2 separate regions of the Mus musculus genome follow, and region 1 is linked to region 2. Evidence: chromatin loops called from intact Hi-C (ENCODE). Cell type or tissue: left cerebral cortex. All regions are shown on one strand.

Evidence for each region. Hi-C counts contacts between places; a loop is a spot of excess contacts. Peaks named below come from ENCODE experiments on the same cell type or tissue, not always from the same donor. Only the 100,000 strongest peaks of a DNase experiment are listed, where the experiment ranks them.
Region 1: a loop joins it to region 2, with 2.7 times the contacts of the local background. A loop is called at or near these places in 2 of 42 quality-filtered maps.

The regions. Positions count from the first base shown.
Region 1 is chr13:9,136,199-9,144,198 of GRCm38, reverse strand. Larp4b (La ribonucleoprotein domain family, member 4B) reads right to left here. Exons shown (of 18, transcript NM_172585.3): 4 at 7,273-7,420; 5 at 6,898-7,044; 6 at 367-445. Among named protein-coding and RNA genes, the nearest start is that of Larp4b, 46 kb to the right of the region's middle. In left cerebral cortex, a CTCF peak has its summit at 7,268; DNase peaks (open chromatin) are centred at 1,765, 3,765 and 7,248.
Region 2 is chr13:8,968,519-8,976,518 of GRCm38, reverse strand. Gtpbp4 (GTP binding protein 4) reads left to right here. Exons shown (of 17, transcript NM_027000.4): 15 at 1,509-1,574; 16 at 2,212-2,355; 17 at 3,245-4,055. The coding sequence ends at 3,397. Among named protein-coding and RNA genes, the nearest start is that of Gm23923, 16 kb to the right of the region's middle. In left cerebral cortex, a CTCF peak has its summit at 3,947; a DNase peak (open chromatin) is centred at 3,494.

The DNA of each region.
Region 1 (8,000 bases), 170 kb before region 2:
TTCAACGTTTTCCAACAAGTTGTCATTTAAGGGAAAGTAAGGCAAACATGTATTTAAATGTGAGTGCCATATAAATAAAGAAGCCCACTAAAGAGGTGTTTTGGACATTCATCTGAAGGTCGACAGCGTGTTCTGCATATGCTGAAATCCATAGTCAAACAACAGTCAGACAATCATCACCAAGGTGGATCTGAGGATCCCTGGCCTGGGGGTCACTACCAGTTCTCAATAGCACTTCTGATGAGTAGACAGGCATTTAGTTAGATATTTATAAACATACTACTATGAAAAATCACATTTGTAATCAATAGCCAATGTGTAATACAAGAGATATCAGACATTAGAAAATATCACTAACAGCCTTACCTAGATAAGCAGAATTCCAATGTTTTTTTAAGTACTTCCCGAGGGTCTTCCTGGCTTTCTGGTTGAGACTCATTTCCTCCTACACAGAAGTAATAAATAACTCAGGAAAAAAATGGCTTAAAATTTACCAAGCACATTGGTAATTCAGTACAGCATTTCAGTGATTTCACCTGCATATACGCACAATAATACAAAAAGTACTATTTTACCTGCTAGAAAAAAGTAAACTGTGAAAAAACAAAACAAACGCAATAACTGAGAAAGCAATGGCATTTCATTGGCCAAGTCTAGCAGTGACTCTGTCCCACAGCAGTCAGCACAGGCTTCCTTGGTATCTTGCCTTACTTCAGAAAAGGTTTTCAGGTAGCAAACAAGCACACTGACTCTAAAGAAAAGTAATTGCAAAAGAAAGCATCAAAACAAAGCAAAGAGAATACAGGTGAACCCAAACCACCCCAGTGGAAAGGTAAGGAAGAGAGTTGGAGACTGCTGATACGGGGGCCATTTGTTCTATAGGAGAGCTGTCAAAGGGGCAAATGAGAAACGATTTTATTAAAGAGTCCTCATCAGATTCTCAGGGCACAAGAGCTTGTTCTACATCTGGAGGAAACTGTTGCGGAAACGATGTTTGGGGCACCACAGGTATGTGTATATGGTCACAGACAGCAGCAGCAGGTGAGGCAATGGACTCTAGCAGTGTGACGTTCGGCTGAAAGCCCCTGCCACCTGTAGCACTCAGGACAACCTTGTCACCTAGTATTTAGTATCACTGGTTTGAAGGCATTGAACACATTGAGTTTTTGTACATAAGTCAGCCAAGAGAGGACAAAGGACACTTGTATTCTAAAAGTCAAGGTTAAAGACTAGTAAAAGGCAGACAAGGTGGGGGAATTCAGAACAAATGTAGAGCTGACAGTTCATAACAGTGTCTTACAGAGCATTCACAACATATGGAGCATTCACAAAATACATCTTCACTAGCAAAAAGAAACTAAACTGCAAAAATAACCAAGGAATAAAGATCATGAGACTTGAAAGTGAAAACTTGTGGCCTGTTAATCCCTGAACTGGAGACTTTCCCCAGGTTATCTCATTTAAACTCACATTCCAATCTCCATATTGAAGAGACAATTATTTGATACAGGAACTGTGAATTCAGCCTAAAAGAAGCAAGGCCCCAGCTCTCCCCAGGCCAGCATTCCACTGAGAGAGACAGACAAAGGACTGCTAAAGAAGCCATTGTCAGCATAATGAGACTCAAGTGACTCAGAAGAAACAGTCTGGGCACAGGCCAGAGTAGCATGGTGCTACCCTACGTGGAGGTGCCATTTGCTAATGGGGGAAAAGAGTGCAGTGAAGTTCAGACAGAGGCCCGAGAGGCAGGGTCAACAGACAGTAAGGAGGCTGTACAACAGTGGAGTGAAAAGGAAGTCACAGAGTGAAGCATGTATGATATTCAGGTCAAGGAGATTGTTGAAATTTTTATTTGAATGTGACTGGAACCAATTTGGGGGGGTGATATTTTGGAAAGACCACCATGGTTACATGGTACAGACAGAAAGAGAAGCTGCAGCAGTATGATCAAGATGCTAGCACAGTCACTGACGGAAGACTGCCCTCCAGGTGCCAAAGCCAAGTATGGAAGACAAAGGCCTGCCTGCTATTTAGCTCAGGAGCACACTAATGTTCCACTCTGCAGCAATAAAATGCCAGTGGCTACTGGAAGCATCTGGCCCATTGAGCCTACCATGTAAGACTACCTTGAAGTAGATGGGGACTGGAAGTGAGAGAAGGGAATGATTTAGTAGGATGAAGAAATCACCAACAAAAATGACAGTGGTCTGGGGTGACAGCTTAGTTGGTATGTGTTTTTGTGTAGGCAAATGAGGACTTGAGTTCAACCTCCTGATCCATGAGAGCTGACTATGAGGTTACACACTTGTAATCCCAACACTGGCTGGGAGTGGGGATGCGGGCAGAAACAGGCAGATCCTTGGAGCTTGCTAGTCAACTCCTCAGCCTAACCAACGAGGCCCAGATCCCACTGAGAGACGTGGTGACGTAGTTAGTATGTCTCTTGAAGAGCAACATTGGAGGTTGGCTTCTAGCCGCATGTATATTTACATGTAAGACACGTGCCTCCATGCGCGCGAGTACACGTACACGTACACACACACACAAAATACGTAATGTAAGAGCAGGGTGAGATATATAGCTCATAGTTAGAGCGCTATGGAGTCTGTTAGAGGCATGAGGTTCAAATACCACAGGGAGGAAAAACCAAAAACCAAAATCCACAAAACAGGCCTGGCCAGAATAGGGTCTTTTTTTTGTTTTGTTTTGGGTTTTTTTGTTTTTCGAGACAGGGTTTGTCTGTATAGTCCTGGCTGTCCTGAAACTCACTTTGTGGATCAGTCTGGCCTTGAACTCAGAAATCTGCCTGCCTCTGCCTCCCAAGTGCTAGTATTAAAGGCATGCGCCACCATGTCCAGCTTCAGAATAGGATTTTTAAAGAGCTAGATAAATGCAATTATCACACTTGTAAGGACAACTTAAGGCTTAAACAAATTCAGGAGGGACTGGTCAGGTCACGAGGCCATGATAAAGGCACAGAACAGTGCTCTGAAGGACCTTGATGGAAGGACATAGGTGTACAGAAGATACTGTGTAGGAATGATGGAGACTGGGGCTAGAGCGATGGCTCAGCAGTTAAGAGCACTGGCTGCTTATTCAGAGGTTCTGAGTTCAATTCCCAGCAAACACCTGGTGGCTCAGAGCCATCTGTAATGAGTTCTGATGCCCTCTTGTAACATGTAACATGTACATGCAGATAGAGTATTGACATGTACAAAGAGTATTCATATACAAAATTAATAAATCTTAAAAAAAAAAAAGCAGAGCTCTTCTCCTTTCCTCCTCCGCCATCATGCATGCTACGCCTGATTCTCACCATGTCTGCTCACAAGACTTTCAGAATCAAGTGATTCCTGGCCAAGAAACAAAAGCAAAATCGTCCTATTCCTCAGTGGATTTGGATGAAAACTGGTAGCAAAATCAGGTACACCTCTAAGAGAAGACACTGGAGAGAACGAAGCTGGTCTGTAAGGATTCACACAACGGCAAGACTGAGAGTTTATACTGAACTGTGGTCATCCATCAGACCTACCAGATGGAGTTCAACATTTTTAACCCGGAGTCTTGCTCATGTCTAAATTAGAGTGTTTGTCCAGCCATAAAATTTAGAACCTTTAAATAACAACCAGAATGACGGGAACCTGATGTAGCCCAGACTGATGTAGCAGTGCAGGAGGTTCACGATGGTGCGGATACACAGACAGTAAGCACAGCAGGCAAGCGAAGACTGTGCACGGTAGGAGAGGAGAGCTCATGAGGACAGGCTGCTGTGGGCGGGACTGACCGACACCAGTGAGACTCCAGTGAGTCACCACCAGCAGGAAGCAGATACAAGGACTGAGGCTACTTATAAAAAAAAAAAAAGTAAAATAAACGACCCAGTATTTTCCTTGGCATGAATGAGCACCACTCCTCAATTCTAACTATTGAACTATTAAGAAATCAATGGGGCCGGGCATTGGTGGCGCACACCTTTAATCCCAGCACTTGGGAGGCAAAGGCAGGCGGATTTCTGAGTTTGAGGACAGCCAGAGCTATACAGAGAAACCCTGTCTCGAAAAGACCAGGAAAAAAAAAAAATCAATGGGACGTCAGCAGGCTGTCAAGGACAGCAGCTACAATGTGAAGTTTCTTTGTCACCAAGTGTGCATTCCTGTCACATGATGAAAACAGTGCTTCATCTTCATCAATTTCTACTCACTCTTTAATATAAGCATGGTGGTGGAAAATACGTCAGAAGACTTTCAAACAGGAGTACCCCAGTACACGGCTGCTCCTTCTCAAAACTGTTAAGATTATAAAAACAAAGTCTAAGCACTGTTAAGAGTGAGGAGCCCAGAACAGGATGATGACTAAGTATAATGTGGTGTTCAAGGCAGAAAAAAAGACGTTAGGAAGAACATGTCATTCCTCATTCAGGTTTGTGGTAAGAGGAGAACAGAAAAGGCTGGTTGACAGGTGTGGTTCCTTCTGAGGGCAACTGCTGTCAAGGTAGATAGCGTGCTCTGCATTCTTGACAACGGGTCTTTCCCACTTCCTTCTGCCAGAAGCACCAGACAGTCTCTAATAGTCACTGTGAGGCCCCAAGCAAGCTCTTGAAAGTAAAATTCAGTCACAGTGCCCAGTAGTTTCAAACTCTCTTCCTGTCTCCCCGGAGCCTAACTACACTTCCAGTTTCCTACTGGCTCTGGTTCTCTGCTGTGGGTATCTACTCACCTCTCTGTCTACTCTATAGTTACTTTGTGACCTTACTCTTTTGCCTAGAGCTGAGGGTATTTTAGACCTGTTAGCTCCTCGCATGCTCAAGCACGCTCGAATACACGGACATCTTCAGGATTGCTCTGTTTTTGCTGTGAATTCTAACACACTCTTTAAATGGGTATCTGTATCACCGCATCCAAGGTTTTGATAGCCTAACAGAAGATGAAGCGTGCTGCCAAACAGTGTCTTCGTTCGGCACATGACACGGCACTGTCCTGACCTAACCACAGCTGGGCTGACCTGTGCAATATTGAGTCTGTTATTGTTTCACTCATCATGAATGGGAGGGAGAAATGCATGAAGGCCTACCCCTTGATGTTACTAGGTGCTAGGAGAGGGGCTATATAAACAATAGACCACTGATAAGCAGCGAGCATGCCAGTAACTAAGCCCCAATTTCGTCAAACTCAGTGGGTAAGACACCAGAATGATTGCTGGGAAGGAGAGGGGTTTTTGGGGGAAGGAAGGGTGGGAGGTAATGGGGTTGAAACAACTCAAACATCAGTACATACATGTATTAAACTGTCAAAGAATAGTAAAGAATAACATCTTAAAAGAATAAAGATGCTGGAGACACTGCGGAGATTCAGGCTGGGATCCCCGTGAGCTCTGCTTGAGGTGGCCTGGCCGGCGGCCTGCTCTCCTGCCTGTACTCCTGGGAGACTCTGGCCCACTGCAGTAGGAGCTCTCACAGTGGCTCCTTCTCAGCCTTCCCTTCATCTGCTTCCACCCCAGTGCTGAGGACTGAATCCAGTGCAGATGTTAACACTTTACAAACTGATAGGTTTTATAAATCACACCAGAAACAAAACTGGAGGTAAGGAACCATTTTCCCATTACCCACAAGCATTTCGCATTGGCATACACCCTAACTTCAAAGGAGAAGGTTTTTGTTTTCTTCCAAAAATAGCTTTAAATACCTGTTTACAAAGAACAAACTTTTGATTTAGAGTTTCCAGGCACACTTTAACATGTTATTTTACTTTTTGATATTATCTACTTGGTGCCTTTTGCAGCCTCTGTTCCCAGGTTAAGATTTAAATGCACCCTACACTCTCAGCTATCTCTGACTCCTTTCATTACTAGAGGACCCCACCACCCACTTATGCAATGCCTGTTACTCTCCCCTTTGAAATCTACTGTAAATGTCTAGCACTCTTCCCTGGTTCTGCCATCAAAAAGTCAACTTCACCATTACTCTAGTTTATCCCAACTATTAACCAGTTAGTGTTAGGTTAATGAGGAAGAGCTGATCAAGTCAAATTGCTAAATGCTGGTGAACCCTTTCTTAAATGGAGGTTTAAATCACTTAAATTCAAGATGGCTAATTCATATTTACTAGAAAGTAATGAGGTTTGATTTTTTTCTTTCTTTTATACATTCTTACCTTATTCACTTGACCAGTTTTAAAAAGACCTAGTGTTTAAAAAACATATTTCCTACCTAAGTGGCGATGCTTAATTTTGTCATATTTGAGAGTCTTAAACTAAATGAGGTTGTCTCACACAGCAGGGGCCTGGCCCCTTTGGTCTGCTCACTAAGATAATGCTTTCCTATATTTCCAAAAGGTGACAGTGAGCACCGCAGACTGAAGACAGGCCTTGGTTTAAAACCTGAGGTGATGACACGCTGCAACAATAAACACAAATTTAAAAAGGGAAAAATGTATCCAACAGGTTTGCTTCCCCAAGTTTCTTTCTTTCTGTCACTCTGCAGTAACAAGGGGACACAACACATCTGAAGTCCAGCTTCCAAAGCCTCTGTCCTATGTCTATGACTCTCAGCCTGCCTCACTCTCAATTCCTCTGTCAGTCTGGACACTTCACCCCATGAAAAACCTTGTGCTTCTCTACTCAATGCTATTTGTCTCAGAAGCCACTTGATTCTCCAGCACACTTTCCCTCCTGTATCCATCAGTCTCAAGGAACAGTAAAAGGAGGCAATGAAAAGTACACAGTTTAAAGAAAGACCAAGAAACTTTTGTCGCCATCACCATTGGCATCCAATCCTAGAACTGTAGTTTTATCCCAAGAGGATGTGTTAGAAGAATAACTTTTCCTTAAAGTAGTAAATTTTAACATTTAACAATTAAAATCCCAGATTCTAAGTGAAAACAAATTCATACAGCAGGCTTACCCGTATCGTTGTTCTCAGGCAGAGGTTCATATTCTGAATGGTCCAGAGCCAGAGTGCTCATGTCTGTCTGCTCTGCCTCCTGTGCGTCCGGGAGCGCTGCATTCTCTCGACTTTTGTCGCCATCACCATTGGCATCCAATCCTAGAACTGTAGTTTTATCCCAAGAGGATGTGTTAGAAGAATAACTTTTCCTTAAAGTAGTAAATTCCCTTACTACATTGGCATTACTCAAAGTTTTTAAATGGACTATAAAAGCTCCCAAGACTCTAAATCTAGCACAAACCAGGACACAGATGTGAATGGAAAAGACAGATTAACATGCGGAGGAAGGCAAAGGCTTGGCTAACAGCAAGCTGCTCCAGGCTCACTACTCACCCTGCTGGTCACAGTCTGTAGGATGGCCGGGAGCCTCTTCCCACGCAGCATTCACACCAACAGCTGCACTACTCGCTTCCAAATGTAACATATGAGTCCCCCATACCTTTGCATTAGGGTTTAGCTCTGAAACCTTAGTTGTTGGGACCTAGAAAAAAAATTCACATATATGTATTTTTATCCTAAGTTCAACAAATGCTGTTTTGTTAGTTTATAGTAAAAACAAACATTAGTATTAAGAGTTTAGGCTTAAAAGGCCAAACCTAGCTATTCACACACACCTTTGGGGTTAAATGAGGCTCAAAAAGAAACAAAGCTGACACAGTCAGAACTCTAGCTAAGTCACCCTTACAGTTTCTTCTAGGCCCAGGGCTTGCTACACACTACAAATGACTACAGATTCCTTCATTTCACTAAGTTCAGTCTCAAAACTTTATAACCTGTGATTTCCTGGATGACCTAACACAAATCTCAATTTATAGATTTACAAATTCAATACAATGGAAGTGAAACATCTTACTTATAAAGCTCTAAGCACTAAGCAAGAGATAGAAAACCAGAGCTCCTCCTAGCAGCTAAGACTCCCGAAACACCAGAGAAAGCCACAAATCACTAAGGCAGGAAAACCCCTTACACTCTCAGCAGAGCTACTCGCACCCATTCCTGAGAGCCTCCCTATTCTCTCCGCAGCTTCAGAACAACGAACTACCCAGAGCGACTACAGGAAG
Region 2 (8,000 bases):
TGTAGATTCCACAATGGGTATTCCTGGTTTGAAAATTCTATTTTTGTGTGATTGGGTGGTTGCTAATATTTACAGACATGTTGTTTCTCTTGCTGCTTGGTTGTCTCTGAGAAGAGAGTCTGGTTCACTGAGTCTGTCTTAACTCAACTGTAGTGCCTTCTCTAGTCTATGCAGCCACTCTCTTATCCCCAGAACATAACAGTCTTACCATGGCTTCTATGTAGCAAATACACTGTTTCTTTTCATGGGATTTAATTGAACTGTCCAGAAACTGAAGTTAACTCAACTGGAAAGAAAGTGTTTCATTGTAAAGGGTGTACTTTGAAGACCCAGAGCAAGAACAAACTCAGGTTTTCTTGCTGTGTGCTGACAACATGGATCCTTTATTTGATCCCAGGGTGGGTGGGTAGGTGCGTGGGTGAAATCTCCATCATCAAGCCATCAGTGAGGCCTGCAACAGACTCTGCCGGATATCCCCTAAGTTAATTCCCTTCTCACGCCATCTACTTGAAGGTAACATCAAAACCGAGAAGCTGCAAGTTCCCTTGCACTAGTGTAGCCCCATTTGAGACAACAGTCATGAGTCTGGGCCTCTAGAGCTCCACTCTTCAGTTACAGAGAATGATTTCCCTGTCTTGAGTATGATTAATTTACTAGACTACCTCACAAATTGGGGAAACATTCTCTTTTGTTGGTTACATTTGCCAATTTATTATAAAGTGTATTTTAAAATGTAAAAGATAAGGCAGTGCAGTGCTGAATAGGGGGCAATCTGAAGGACCTTCCGGTCCTGGGGCATGCTGCCCTCTTAGCACATGGTTGGGTGTGTTTCTCACTTTCCACCTCTGTTATCTTAGGGTTTTATTAAAGATTTCTGCATAAACAAACTTGGATCCTGCAGTGTAGACTACCACGGTCTGCTTATCCTCCTGGGCTTTCTCTGCTACACACCTTTGCTCCTCTGAAACAGGGTCTTAGAGCAGGGTAACCAGCTGGCCAGCTCCCAGACAGAAAGGTGGGGGAGGTACATGTTTAAGTTCTGTCATCTGCCTTGGAGAAGAGAATGTATGTAATATTACGTGTATTGTTGTAATTTTGTAGCCTGTTTTTCCATAGAGACATAATTGGTGCAGTTACTATTCCTTAGGAAGAAAAAGGAGCATGTGAAAGGGGGACAGAAGATAAGAAAACAGACGGACTGACTGACGGACTCTCGTCTATGACCTGAAGCGCCATAGTTCAGAAAGACTGTCCTTTACCTCAGGCAGCTTCTGGAATGAAGGACTAAAGTCCAACCGTTGTATTCCTTTCTGTCCCAGTGTCTGAGGAAGGATAAGGGCTGTGAGCATTAGGATACAGGAACGGAGCAAAACATGTGTCTACTGCCTACTCATTTATCTGCCCATCACAGTATCACCTGTATATTTTTCCCTCTCTTTTTTTCTTTTAAAATTAAATTTCAACAGACATTTTACTTAAAATAAATTATTTTCCCTCCCTCACTTCAGGTTCAACGGGCAGATTTAGAGAATGAGATGCGTAGTCTTGGTGTGGACATGGATGATAAAAACAATGTAAGTCTGGAGGGCAGCATGGCTTCACATGATCTGTTCTTTCGTTGTTTTCAGACATTGTCTTGCTATGTCGCCCAACCCGCCTTCAAACTCAGTATTTCCCGGACTGTAGTTCTCTAGTGCTGGTAGTCAGGCATGTGCTACCAAAACCTTCCCACAGGCAGGCGTTGCTTAACGATGTAGATACCTTCTGAGAAATCTGTCACTAGGTGATTCTATTAATGTAAATGGCATAGCATGCACATGATGTACATAAATGTAGATGGTAAGCATGTCTACTACTACCTCAAGTATTTGGAGTGGGAGGTTAAAACATCAACATTGACCATTGTCATTGCCGCTCATGATTGGTGATAACCAGTAGAGAACATTAGCACACAGGATGTGCAAGAGCTATGGCTTGAGAGCACCATCTCACTCACTACCAGCATGGGTGCTGAGCTGGACGTTCCCGAAACCTTCTCAGGAGGGACAGTGCCTTTGACCCTGGCTTCAAACTAGACCCTCTGCTAGTAAGTCGAAAAAGGCCTTCCAGAGTCTTTCACTTGTGTGATAATGGTTCTTAAGATCTTGGCTGTCTTCTCTTCTTGTTGGACAAATTTTGATTGTTACCAAGAGCACTGTTTGTGTGTTTCAGGCCCACTATGCAGTCCAGGCAAGAAGGTCTCGGAGTGTCACGAGGAAAAGAAAACGAGAAGAATCTGTTCCACCCTCTTCCACAGCGCGGAGTCGCAGTTGTTCTAGAACTCCACGTGATGTTTCTGGTCTTCGGGATGTCAAGGTTTGCTTCTTTGATCTGGGGCAAATAAAAATAAGAACCTTCAGGGGTGTTTACTTTATAGAACCTCCAGCAAGCACAAGCCATTGCTTGAGCAGGGTTGTGATTAAGAGATTAGCTGTTCACTCCACCTTCCACTTTGTAGCGTCCTTTGGAGAGGAACTTGGACCAGAAGCAGTTGGATACCCTGGATAGGTGTTCTGTCTGGCAAACCATTATGAAACCTTTAACCTGGAGGATAGACAGAGACATGACCTCATAAAGTATGGATAGTCTAGGCTTTCTCCTGTAAGGAAGTAGCCAGGAGAAAATAGTTCATTTATATCATTAGGGAAATTGTTTCCCCTTCAAGTTGGTAGCTTGTCACTATGGTATTATTTGTAATGTTTTTTTGGAAATGCGGTAGGTATTTAAAATCTCACTGAAATTTCTTTTTAAGAAAAAGTCAAATATAAGAGAAAAACTTTGTAAACTGGTAGGCCTTCTAATGGAAGCCTGAAGTTCTCATTTCAGATGTCATTTTCATCTGGAAGTCTAGGAAGTGAGTGTTGAGGCAGCGTTTTCCTATGAATCTCAGGCTGGCTGAGAGTCCAGACTGGTTGCTTCCATGTTCAGCTGGGATTACAAGAGTGCACTATGGAACTATGGGTTTTAATACTGGCATTGACATGAGTCAGATGTGGCATGTGCTCTCATGGTCCTGAGTTTCAGTGTGTTACTCTGAAAGCCTGGTCCAAGGTTTCCTCAGATAGTCATCAAGTTCCTGCAGATAGTGTGGTGGTCTGAGAGAGAGTGGTGACTGAGACAACGGGGTTGACATACTGGCTTTGGTAAAATGGTTCCCGGGTAGCACAGAAATGTGGTTTTCATTAATGTGTCTTCTCCTGCATAGATGGTGAAGAAAGCCAAGACTATGATGAAGAAAGCTCAGAAGAAGATGAATCGCTTGGGGAAGAAAGGGGAAGCTGATAGGCATGTGTTTGATATGAAGCCCAAGCACTTGCTGTCTGGGAAGAGGAAAGCTGGTAAAAAGGACAGGAGATAATGTCCTCTTCAGTTGGAACAGTTTAAGTAGACTCTTGGTTATTTTGGGTGTGGTATGGTGTGTTATAGAATTTGGAATCACCATCTGTTGACCAAAAGAAACAGTGGGAATGACTTTTAAATGCTTGCTGCTTTGCTGGAAACTGGCAAACCCTACTAAGTGTGCAGTGCTGTGCTCACTGCGCAGTTTGGGTTTTTATGTCCAGTGCGTTCCGTACTTGATGAGCTTCTTTCAGCATTTTACAGAAAAGACTTATTGGTGTACGGAGGCTGCGTGGGTGGAGGAAAACTGTTTTGTAGTGGGACTTTTGTCACCTAAAGTACCTATTTTTGTTAAGAAAGTATACCTGCTGGGAGGTCTAGGCAGAAGGCTATCCTCCTTACATTTAGGGTTTATCAGAGCTTAAACTACTCTTAAATTATTTTCTAAACCTGTAGTACAATGTATCATTGTAACTTCAACCATTTTATCCAAAGTAAACACCCAGCAAAAACATAGTTTGATGACTTACATTTTGTTTGATTTAATTGCAATACACTTGATGACCAAAAGGGGTGGTGGTGGCAGGGAATAGGACTTTGCTTTTTTGTTCTTAGAATAAAAAATAAAGGAAGTAAGTGCCTGGGGTATAGGCTCAAAACCAAAAAAAAAAAAAAAAGAAGAAAGAAAGAAAGAAAGAAAGAAAGAAAGAAAGAAAGAAAGAAAGAAAATGTCTTCTTTCATAAACACTTGCTGAATTAAGATTGATGTCCTGGAAAGTACAAAAACATCTACAAGCGGGATCCCGGTGTACCTGGAAGTGCAGCCCTGTCCTCAGATTAGAGGATAATCTTCAGACAGTCAGTGCTTCCTGTTAGGCTGCAGCTTCTGGCCTTTATGAGAATCCAGCGACTACCGACGGATTACGTACTCTAGCCTAAGATTCTTTGGACTCTATTGAGACCTCTTTTTTAAATTGGCTTTCTAATGTGTTTTAGTTCTCTGAAGAAGTTTGATGTCTTGATCTTTTTTTTTTTTAATGTCTAGATGATTAAAGTCTATAATCATTTCTATGCCTAGTAACTTAATTAAATCATAGAATTAGTCATGTAACAGAAGTTCTAGACAAGGCTTTTTTCTTAATGGAACTTGTATTTATTAAAATGTCTGAGACATTAGTGAGAAAGGGTAGAGAGACTGGAAAAATTAATGAGAGGAGGAAAACAAGGCTTAGCTAGAGTTTGTATTTCCCTTGGCAGAAGTCAGGAAAATTCAACATAAATTATGAAACCAAGATTGTTGACATACATAATACTGGTTTTTCTAAAGACATCTCAGCTGTTCAATACAAAAGAATTAAGCATATTTAGGAACAGAATGTTTGTGACCTTGAGCTGAACTGTGTTAGGCGTCAGTTCTCATTGCTGTTAGGACTAGGAAGAGGTGGCTGTGAATGCTGGCTTGGTACGTAGGCTGCCTTTCTGCCTACCAGGTCCTTTAGCGGTGCTGGTTGCTAGCAGGAGAAGCAGGGGTGTTGTGAAGGTTCAGCAGCGTCCCCTCCAGAGAGACACTAACAAGGAAAATGTTAGAGGACCCATTCTGATTGTAAGCATACACAACAAGGTAATAGTAATAACATTGTGATACTGTCATAATGACAGCCATACAGACTGTTGGAACAAAGTAGACAACTCAGAAATAGGTATACTAAAAAATGGACTGGAACTAACCGTGGGCAAAGGACTCTTTCTCCAGCAGCCATTTTGGGAAATGTTAACATATATGGTCAAAAGTTGGACTCTACACCCCACTAGATACATAAATTTTTAAAAGCCTAAGTATAAGATCCCTAAAACTACAACGTTTTAAAGAAAATGCTAAAACTATCATAACATTGGATTTGACAATTTCTTGGCTGTGACATCAGAGTTATAGGCAGGAAAAAAGAAAGTACATAAACAGGACTCGATTAGAATTCTGTAGGAGACTGCCTACAGAATGGGAGAGCAGGTTTGCAAGTGTGAGTAATACATGGTTTGTAAATTCAACAGTGACCAGCTCAAGTATCGGCAAAAGTCTTGAATATCTATTTTTCCAAACAAGATAGTCAAGTGCTCAGATAGCCATACGAAAGCATCTGGGGTTCACCTAATCGTTAGGGAGAGTCAGCGAGAAGCACGACTGAGCACCAAGACGGTCAGATCAAACAACAGCCAAGAAGGGGCAAGCACAGAAAGCCAAGCAAATCCTTCCCTTGTAGTTCTTCCCTCGGATGTTTGGTACAGTGCTTACCTAACATGGAACACACATGGGGATAGACAGTCAACACCCAGGTGGCTGTGAGAACGCTCACCATGCCTAGCTGCTTATCCTGCTTGATACTCAGATAAGTATCCTCCCTTGAGAAACATAACTAACCATATTGTAAAAACTACCTCCTTCGTTTTTAGTTCTTTTCTAAAGATAGCAGTCAATCTTGTTTGTAAGAGTGATGATATCATGTTTATTCTATTCCTGGGGTTTAATACATAAAAAGAAAAATGTTTATAACCAGAAAATGTAATTATTTTTAACTAGGTTACTCTTTGTTCACTAGATTTAGATTTTTCTCTAGATCTGTCTGTGATAATATCACTAATACAGTGATCTGAAGTTAGGGTCTATTTCCATCAAGGTAAAAACCATTGCTCAGCCAGGGGGTGGTGGCCCACGTCTTTAATCCCAGCACTTGGGAGGCAGAGGCAGGTGGATTTCTGAGTTCGAGGCCAGCCTGGTCTACAGAGTGAGTTCCAGGACAGCTAGGGCTACACAGAAAAACCCTGTCTCAAATAAACAGAAAACAATACCAAACCATTGTTCACCGTGGGGTGGGTGTGATGTTTATTGTTTGTTGACTACATGGGGAATTAACAAAAACCCAAATTGGAGAGCACATAGAGCTGTGAGGGATTTTTGCTTAATTTGAAGTTGGAAGGTGCTAGGTTTTGAGGTCAGAAGACACACCTTTAATCCAGATCTTTTGATAAGGGAAGACATAACCTCTAATTAGGGTTGCACCTTCTGCTGGAAGCCTATATAGGGACATAGAAGGAGGAGTCTTTTGCTCTTTGCCTACACCAGCAAGTCCATTCCTTCATTAGCATTAGAGCCAGCTTTTTTTTTTTCATATACCAATGTTTTCTTTTAAAATGTTTATTTTTGCCGCTAATTAAGTATACGTCTGCGTGTCTATTGTAGGGTATGCGCATGTGAATGAAGATATCTGCATAGGAGTCAGAGGTGTTGGGTTGTAGCTGAAACTACAGGTCCTTGTGAAACACCCAATAATGGTTCTGGGAATTGAACTCAGGTCCTTTGCAAGTGCAGCATACATTCTTAACTCCTGAGCCATCTAGAGCCAGCTTCTTTAGGATTCTAGCATATACCAAAGACCAAGTGAGAAATCCAATCTCATAGACTGAACAATTACTGAGGTCTTGTACCTTCTGTACATAGGCAGCCATTATTGGATTATCTGGAATACAGCGTGTAAATCATTCTAATGAATCCTGTGTGTGTGTGTGAAGAGAATCATTCTTTAAGCTCTGTTACTTTAGAGGTCCCTGACTAAGGCAGGTGGGAACATTACTAACATGGTCTTAGCAACTGCACACATCTTGTCTATTCCACATAAGGATGGAGGATGCGAGGTAAGTGACCTCAACACTGCACGGAAGCTATTTAGGGGGAAACAAAGATTTGCAATCAGCCTTAGAAGGTCAGAGATGACAGAAAAAAGTCTTGGATTCTTCCTGGGAATTCCAGTGCAAAAATTGCTGAATTTAAATGTTGCAGCAGAACAGGGGTGATGGCATAAAAGACATCCTGGAGTTTCAATTTTTTTTTTTTAATTTTTCAAGAAAATTGTCTAAGCTTGGTGTAAAAGCTTGGCACATGGTTTTGATTCCAACACCTGGGAGGCAGAAGTAGATGGATTTTTGAGTGGGATGCTAGCCTGGTCTACAGTGAATTCCAGGACAGTCAGAGCTATATAGTAAGGCCCTGTATTGGCAAAAAAAAAAGAAAGAAAAGAAACATAACTAATAAAATTACTGGTAGCAAGGAGTCTAAGAAGCAATGAAATAGAAGGCTGATTTTGTTTTCTCTTCACTAGAAATCAGTGAGGTAAACTGACCTTTTCCAGGTTTTTTGATGACTGAACCTTTTAGCACAATTCTCATAGTAAAGATTATGACCTTTGGTCATTATTGATAAATATATTCACAATAACATTTGACCAAGCAAATGTATCCCTTGATCCACACCAACGAACGTTAAATTGTTTGACTTTGCCACTGTTTTATGCATAGAAGATAGACTTAATGCTTGGTGCTGGGGCTCAGCGCTGGCTTAGGTAAAAATACAGCAGGAAGTACTTGATTATGCTCATCAGCTCCACAAAGAGTCCTTGTGGAATCTGTGAACCCAGTGAAAACCAAGGAAGCTCTTTGTTATCCATATCCATATCCATCCTCACTCACCATATGCCACCTGGAGAGAGAACCTTGGACAGGTGAGCCTGTGTTACCCATGGGAGAGTGGTGTCACCAGGGGAAGGTTTTAGGAGAAAACTGACACTTTCCAT